Regions from separate parts of the Homo sapiens genome. Here all the other regions are linked to region 1. A link is a loop called in an ENCODE intact Hi-C map of the cell type or tissue named here. Cell type or tissue: dorsolateral prefrontal cortex. All regions are shown on one strand.

Region 1 (2,500 bases):
CATGCTTGGCTTTTTTTTTTTTTTTTTAAAGAAACACTCTTGCTATGTTTCCCAGTCTGGTGCTGAAACCCCGGGCTCAAGTGATCCTCCCACCTTAGCCTCCCAAAGTGCTGGGATTACATGCGTGAACCACCAAGCCCAGTTAGTTTCTGTTTTATGTGTCTGTCTCTGATAGACTGTGTCTTCCATGAAGGTGGGAACTACATCTGTCTTATTCACTGCTGAAGACCCTCAGTGCTTAGCACATGGCCAGCGCATGGCAGGTATTCCAGTCCAGATGTCAGAATACTTGAAGAATCAAGAAACAAGCACAATATTTCCTGTTCAGTTAGAAATCACCGTCATCAGGCGAGGGGCCGGCAACCAAACATAGGTTCTGAGATATTAATATGGGCCATGTAAATTTTCATGGGTCATTATAAGGTTTATTATAATACATTTTATTATGTAGAAAAATAATTAACCACAAGCATCGTGTGTGTGTGTGTGTGTGTGTGTGTGTTTGTGTGTGTGTGTGGTATGGTACCACCTCTTTCTTCTTCCTCCTGTCCTCAGAGGATTCATTAATCCTGCTAGGATAATCCTCATTTGCTGGTGGTGCTGAAAGTGGAATGGAAAGCCAAGAGAGCTGGAAGCATCTATCTGCTCTTCAGTTGGCAGGAAAGGAGGGAAGCTGTCCAATTCCTCTCTTAGGGTATTGCATGGACCTCTCCACTTCTCTTTCGCTTTCCATCTTAAATCACTGACCTCCAAGGAAATGGCTATTCTCAAAGTTGTTCTAAGCAAAGGGTCTCGTGTCTTTAAACTTCAGTTGGAATCTGACTGGCAGCGTCTAGTCACTCTGCTAGACTTTCTAATGACTCAGCCAGCAAGAGCGTGTGGGATTGTAATCTTTGTCCAGAAAGGATAACAAGACCTTTATAGACTCCAAGAGCTTGACGAGAGTTTAGTAATTTTTGGTTTCACAAATGAGAAAACTGAGGCTCAGAGAGGTTACTATATATTCCTCCCTGTGACCCCACTAGAACCTGGGGGTCTCCTGACTAACCACCTAGAATTTCTGTGTTTGTATTAAGCTATTAAACCCAAATCCCAGACTTGGAAGAGACTACGGAAAAATTCAGAAATGATTTTTTAAAAATTCCTCTCTTTGGTCTTTTCAGGCAACTGAGGAAACTCTACTCATATTTTTGTCTTTAAATATGTATTCTCTATGTAGGTCACTCGGCCTCAGAAATTGCATCTCCATTGCTCGAAGAACGGTCAATTCCTATTTGCTTGGGCATAGCAAACAGGAACACAGACATTCTCTCTACCGACGGTGAGAACTTCACATCAGGCTCCTGAATGTTGCTGTAGTTTTCCAGTCTAGCCAGCAGATGACAGCAAACACTTTTGAATGGCTGCTGGGCATTTTACTGTTTTGGCGGTTCAATGCTTACTCCCTCATTCTGAATGTTAGATTTTATTTTTGCAAATGTTACTCCAATAATGATCCTCTTTGGAGGCCCTTAAAATTGGAAATATCTATCAACTCAGGTAATATGGCCCGATAGCAAAAAGGATTTGTTTTCTTAATTAACCTGAAGGTCATATTGATGAAAAATATACTAAAGCCAACACTTATTGGCTGGAACATGACAGCCCACAAATGCCTCCAGCATTCCCTTCAACAATAACATGTGCAAAGCCAAACCAATGCCCTTGTCTTTCAGCACCAGAAACACGGCTCTCTGACCTACAAACAGCATTTGTGTTCTGATTGTCATGTAAGAGAGGCAAGCATTGGTCTCTTCAGCAATTGAATGTTTATAATTGTTCTTAGAAAGCAGCTATTCCACCCACCCCCCACTCAGACATTTAAAAAGCTGACATTGTTACCTTCAAGATAATCTATTATTGTTTTTGGTAGATGTCACGTGAGAACCAAGTTTCCAGAGCAGACTAAATCTCATCGTGTTTGCAACAAAATGCACAAAGCAACTGCTTATATAGAGTTAGCCATTTAACAAGCACCCTAAACAATTTCTTAAGAATGTTATTCATTGAAATAGAGCAAAATGTAGTCACTCCCTTAAAGAAAATGACTTTTGAACATAAAACAGCCCCCTGATGATGGGGTGATAAACCTTGCTATAGGTCAGGTCTCACCAAGTTCCTTCCTTACACTATATGTGTGCTATGGATGTATACAGGAGGATTCTATGACCTCTAAGGTCTCTAGCAATCCTCAGATTTTATGGTTCTAAGATGAGCTACCTAATGGGAAAAAGCTCCTTTCTGGCTCCCTTGGTGATGCAGAAATCGTTCAGCCTTGCAGACATTATAGAGCAAGTCACTGGGCTTGTTCTCCACCGTGTCTTGAGACTTTGCCAAGGAGCTTATTGCCTAACCGAGCCTTTTGCTGAATAATCATTTGCAAAGAGGTTTCAGGAAAATGCTGGTGCAGTGTCACTGGCCAGGCTCTTTCGCAATTGATTTGATTGTTCCCGATCATAAA
Region 2 (2,500 bases), 830 kb after region 1:
GAGGCTGTTCTCTGAAGTCCCCTTGTTAACCTAGAAACTAGGCTTCAAAAGAGAACACAATTGGAACCCTTGCATCTGTCCCCTGAAATTTCATTAACCAGGGAAGATTAAAACTCATCACAGAGGAAGAGATGGGAAGTTAAACACCATACCTGGAATGCAAATGAACTTTGTCTCAAACTGTTATCTGTTCTCTGTTACCTCTCAGTTCTAAAGAGCATCATTTACAAGATAAATATCTGCCTCCTGGGTCCCTTCAGACCTCCCTAAAAATCATTTTCTCCTACAGACTCTCACCTCCTCTTCCCCTCTGAAGAAGAGTATATAAGAATCTGGACCTCATTGGGTTATTGGGAATTCATTCTCCTGGGATTCCCCAGTGCTATGCATGTTAAAATAAATTTGTATGCTGTTTTTTCCTATTAATTGGCCTCTTGTCAGTTCATTTTCAGTGGACCTTCAGAGGGAGAAGGGGGAAGCTTTCCCTCTTCACCTCTACAACACTCCAGAGGCTGAAACCAGCACGGAAGATGCCAGAGAAGTGAGGAAACAAAAAATAAACAAAGTGAAGGAAGGAAGGGAGGGAGGGTGAGAGGGAAGAAAGAGAGAGAGTGAAGGAGGAAGACAGAAAGGGAGGGAGGGAGAGAAGAAAGAGTGGGACAAGGTGTGTATTAGTCCATTTTCATGGTGCTAATAAAGACATACCTGAGACTGTGTAATTTATAACAAAAGAGCTTTAATGGACTCACAGATCCACATGGCTGAGGAGGCCTCATAATCATGGCAAAATGTGAAGGAGGAGCAAAGGCACGTCTTACATGGCAGCAGGCAAGAAGGCATGTGCAGAGAAACTGCCGTTTATAAAACCATCAGATTTCATAAGACTTATTCACTATCACAGGAACAGCATGGGAAGACCCACCCCCATCATTCAATTACCTCCCACTGGGTTCCTCCCACAACATGTGAGAATTATGGGAGCTATAATTCAAGATGAGACTTGGGTGGGGACACAGCCAAACCATATTAAGGAAGTGGGGAGAGAGGAAAGAAGGAAGGAAGAGAGAGAGAGAGAGAGAGGAAAGAAAGAAAGAAAGAGAAAAAGAAAGAGGGGAGGGAGTGGGAAAATAAAGGGAGGGAGGGAAGAAAGAAAAAAGAAAGAGGGAGGAAGGAAGACGGGAAGAAAGAAAGAAAGAGAGAAAGAAGGAGAGTTAAAGGGAGAGAGACAGAGGGAGAGATGTTGTACCTTTTAGTGAACTCATGGCTGGGACCCTTTCTCTGTCTAACTCCAGTGAATTCCTGTTGTGACAAATGTTTCCTTTGTTGAAAATAGCAAAAACTTTTTGTTCAGGTATTAGGTACTCAGGATAACTACTTTTGTTCTTAGCAAACTCATGAAAACTTGGGTTTGCTAGGTTTTGGAGGGAGAGAACAGGTCAAATGCTAACATAATTCCTTAGCCTTGTGGAAAGAAAAAGGAGCAAGCCGTGTTTTTGAGTAGACTGCCATCTAGTGGCCTCGAATGGATACATTTACATGTCAAAAGCTATCACGCCGGAGTGAAAGATGAAAACCAGTGGGACAAGAAGTATCCAACAGAGAGGCCTTGGCAATTCCATCTCAGTCTCTTTTGGTTCATTTTCTCGGATATATTTTTGTAACTGTAGCTGGAAATTTATCATTCAAAATGCAAAATGTTGTTTTCGTAAATGCCACGTTTAGAAATTATGATTAATGACACATTATTTTCTATCACAGATCACATATATGTTAGAAAGAAAGTAACAATTTAAATATATGTATAGAGGTCGGGCACAGTGGCTCACTCCTGTAATCCCAGCACTTTGGGAGGCCAAGGCAGGCAGATCACTTGAGGTCAGGAGTTCAAGACCTGCCTGGCTAACATGGTGAAACCCCGTCTCTATTAAAAATACAAAAATTAACTGGGTATGGTGGTACGTGCCTGTAATCCCAGCTACTTGGGAGGCTGAGGCACGAGAATTGCTTGAACCGTGAGGCGGAGGTTGTAGTGAGCCGAGATCGTGCCACTGCACTCCAGCCTGCGCGACAGAGCAAGATTCTGTCTCAAAATAAATAAATAAATAAATAAAAATAAATAAGTAAATAAAAATTAAAATATATACAGAGAGTATCATCAATGAAGTTAGGGACTTTTTTGTCCCTAACTTCAGTGGGCCACAGATTCCAACAAATTTCTGTAAGGTAGAGCACAAATAGACAGACGGTCATTCAGATAGAGAGCATTGATGCCATCACGCTCTTCATTCGATGGCATATTATTATCGCAGGGCCACGGGAAACTTCCCCTTCACTCTCTGATGGTTCACTGAAAGTCAACTGACAAAAGGCAGATTAATGAGAGAAAAGGCATACAAATTTATTAGATCATAGTTTTATGTGACATGGGAGCCTTCAGAATGAAGATCCAAAGATATAGAGGAAATTGTTCGTTTTTATGCTTAGGTCCATCACAATATGC
Region 3 (2,500 bases), 800 kb after region 1:
TGTTCATTTCTCCTAGACTGAACTTTTTAAAAACATAGATAATGTGTTATTCATCCTTATATTCCCAGTACTGGACACATATTGGATGTTCAGTGAATGTTGAATGAACAAATAAAGAATAAATACCTCTGTAACTAATCAGGGAATAGGTATAACACAAATTAGGTTGTGGACCTGTGAAGAAACTGGTGTATCCTATTGTACTTTTCCATTTGGTTTTCATAGGAACCCTGTTGGTACAAAAATATATGCAATTTCTTCAGATTCTGGTGAGAGGTAGAGACAGGGCCAAGTTGCTAAAAAAAAAAAAAAAAAAGTGTCTTCTATGAGTTTTTTTTGTACCATTACAAAAATTTTTTTTGGAAACAACCAAGTGTACTTTGTTTTATCAGATAATTGGCACACTAGTTTTATTATAACTGGTAAGAATCTTGCAGTACCTAGAGGCAAAGATTCTGAACATTGATAGATTATCTAAGCATATATTTGTAGTGATGTAATTGTGGCTATAGGAGACTGGATAACATCTGTGCAGGGCATAGGACGTTTTAAAAAGTTGCTTAACCAAATGAACCTCTGCTATCAACTTGCTGTGCTACTACATTTACCTTTCTTCTCTTTAGTGTTGTAGGGCAAAAAATCTGGCTAATGGAAAATTTTAATTCACTGTTTTGTTTAACTGACTTAATGGACTGCAATTACTGATGTAGTATTTAAACAACCAGAGCAGTAGCTGTGCTTTTTCACATCATAAATGCATGCTAAATTTATCTTCCTTTATAATGTAGCTTGTAGGTTTGCTCCATTTTGCTGTGTGAGTAAATGGTTAAACATCTTACAGTTTGTATTGCCCCCCAGGGTTAGAGAGAAAACAAGTCATTTATCCTCAAGAGCTCCCCTGAGATCTGCAGAAGGGTGTGCTGCTTTTAAATAGATTTCTGTAGCAAAGTGCACAGTCATTTTAAAGCTACTGATGTATTTGGAGACATTCATTTCCTATCTGTCAGCCCCTACCTTTGGATTTCATATTTCCTTCTAGTTCACAACAGGGGAAGTGCAGACTGACTCAATGCTGCCCCCAAGTGTTATCTCAAAACATAGGCTCAGGACAAAAGCAAGACAAAGAGCCACTAATCACAAGAAAAGAAATTCATTATCAAAATCTACAGTTTATTTTGAATTGTGCTTCTGGTTGCTATTTAAAGAGAACACATTATGAAATGAAATCAACTCAACAAATATTTTTGGAAAACCTGTGCTATGTGTAAGAGGATACAAAGGAACAAAACACGATCCAAGCTTTAAAGGCTTTCAAACAAGTCAGAGAGACAAGAGTGGCTGAAAGGCTAAATAAAAAACAACTAATAGATGTCACAAGAATGAATTAGACGAACTGTTAAAATAATGGTAATCTAACTTGTATAGCTGACATTTAAAAAATATAACCTAATACACATTTTTAAGGCATGTGCTAAATCCTTTGTATTCGTTATCTCATTCAATCTGCACAATAACCCTATGAAGAAAGAAACAGTGTAATGTCTCCTTTTTTCTTGAATGAAACAGAGGCTTTCAGTCTGGTGCAAAAGTAATTGCAGTTCTTGCCATTAAAAGTAATGGCACCAACCTAATAGCTAAGAGCTAGGTCACCTACCTATGACATGACAGAGCTGGGACTCACCTCAAGTCTTCCTGGCCAGAAAGCCTGTGCTCTTACCTGAAATGCTTTGTAACCACAAGATGCTAGAGAAGACAACCATCATGAGAGTAGAAGTGATCCCATGGGGTTTTCCAAGGATGTGTGGTTTGAGGATGTTCACACTTAAAAAAAGAAAGTTTTTAAGTTTTGTTTTGTTTTGTTTTTGAGAAAGAGTCTTGCTGTGTCACCCAGGCTGGAGTGCAGTGGCTCGATATTGGCTCACTGCAACTTCTGCCTCCCAGGCTCAAGCAATTCTCCTACCTCAGCCTCCCGAGTAACTGGGATTACAGGTGCCTGTCACCACGCCCGGCTAATTTTGTATTTTTAGTAGAGACGGGACGGGGTTTTACCATGTGGGCCAGGCTGGTCTCGAACTACCGACCTGAAGTGATCAGCCCGCCTCGGACTCCGAAAGTACTGGGATTATAGGTGTGAGCCACCGCACCCGGCTGGAAAGCTTTCAAAGTGAAGCAATCAGCATTGCTTGTGTATCCGGAATTGGTGGGTTCTTGGTCTCAGACTTCAAGAATGAAGCCGCGGACCCCGGCGGTGGGTGTTACAGCTCTTAAGGTGGCGCGTCTGGAGTTTCTTCCTTCTGGTGGGTTCGTCGTCTCGCTGGCTCAGGAGTGAAGCTGCAGATCTTCTCAGTGAGTGTTACAGCTCTTAAGGCGGTGCGTCTGGAGTTGTTCGTTCCTCCTGGTGGGTTCGTGGTCTCGCTGTCTTCAGGAGTGAAGCTGCAGACCTTTGCGGTGAGTGTTACAGCTCATAAAGGCAGTGTGGACCCAAAGAGTGAGCAGTAGC

Evidence for each region. Peaks named below come from ENCODE experiments on the same cell type or tissue, not always from the same donor. Only the 100,000 strongest peaks of a DNase experiment are listed, where the experiment ranks them.
Region 2: a loop joins it to region 1, with 4 times the contacts of the local background. A loop is called at or near these places in 25 of 110 quality-filtered maps.
Region 3: it touches region 1 in a loop (4-fold over the local background); 7 of 110 quality-filtered maps call a loop at or near these places.

What each region holds. Positions count from the first base shown.
Region 1 is chr10:26,556,143-26,558,642 of GRCh38, reverse strand. The region is part of intron 11 of APBB1IP (amyloid beta precursor protein binding family B member 1 interacting protein); the gene reads right to left. Among named protein-coding and RNA genes, the nearest start is that of LINC03028, 22 kb to the left of the region's middle. In dorsolateral prefrontal cortex, CTCF peaks have their summits at 1,186 and 1,390 (motif pointing right); DNase peaks (open chromatin) are centred at 1,371 and 2,397; H3K27ac peaks cover 598 bases; H3K27me3 peaks cover 579 bases.
Region 2 is chr10:25,725,109-25,727,608 of GRCh38, reverse strand. The region is part of intron 2 of LINC00836 (long intergenic non-protein coding RNA 836); the gene reads right to left. Among named protein-coding and RNA genes, the nearest start is that of LINC00836, 75 kb to the right of the region's middle. In dorsolateral prefrontal cortex, CTCF peaks have their summits at 1,315 and 1,514 (motif pointing left); no DNase peak of the experiment used is centred here.
Region 3 is chr10:25,756,707-25,759,206 of GRCh38, reverse strand. No RefSeq gene overlaps it. Among named protein-coding and RNA genes, the nearest start is that of LINC00836, 110 kb to the right of the region's middle. In dorsolateral prefrontal cortex, CTCF peaks have their summits at 886 and 1,088 (motif pointing left); DNase peaks (open chromatin) are centred at 1,068 and 2,148.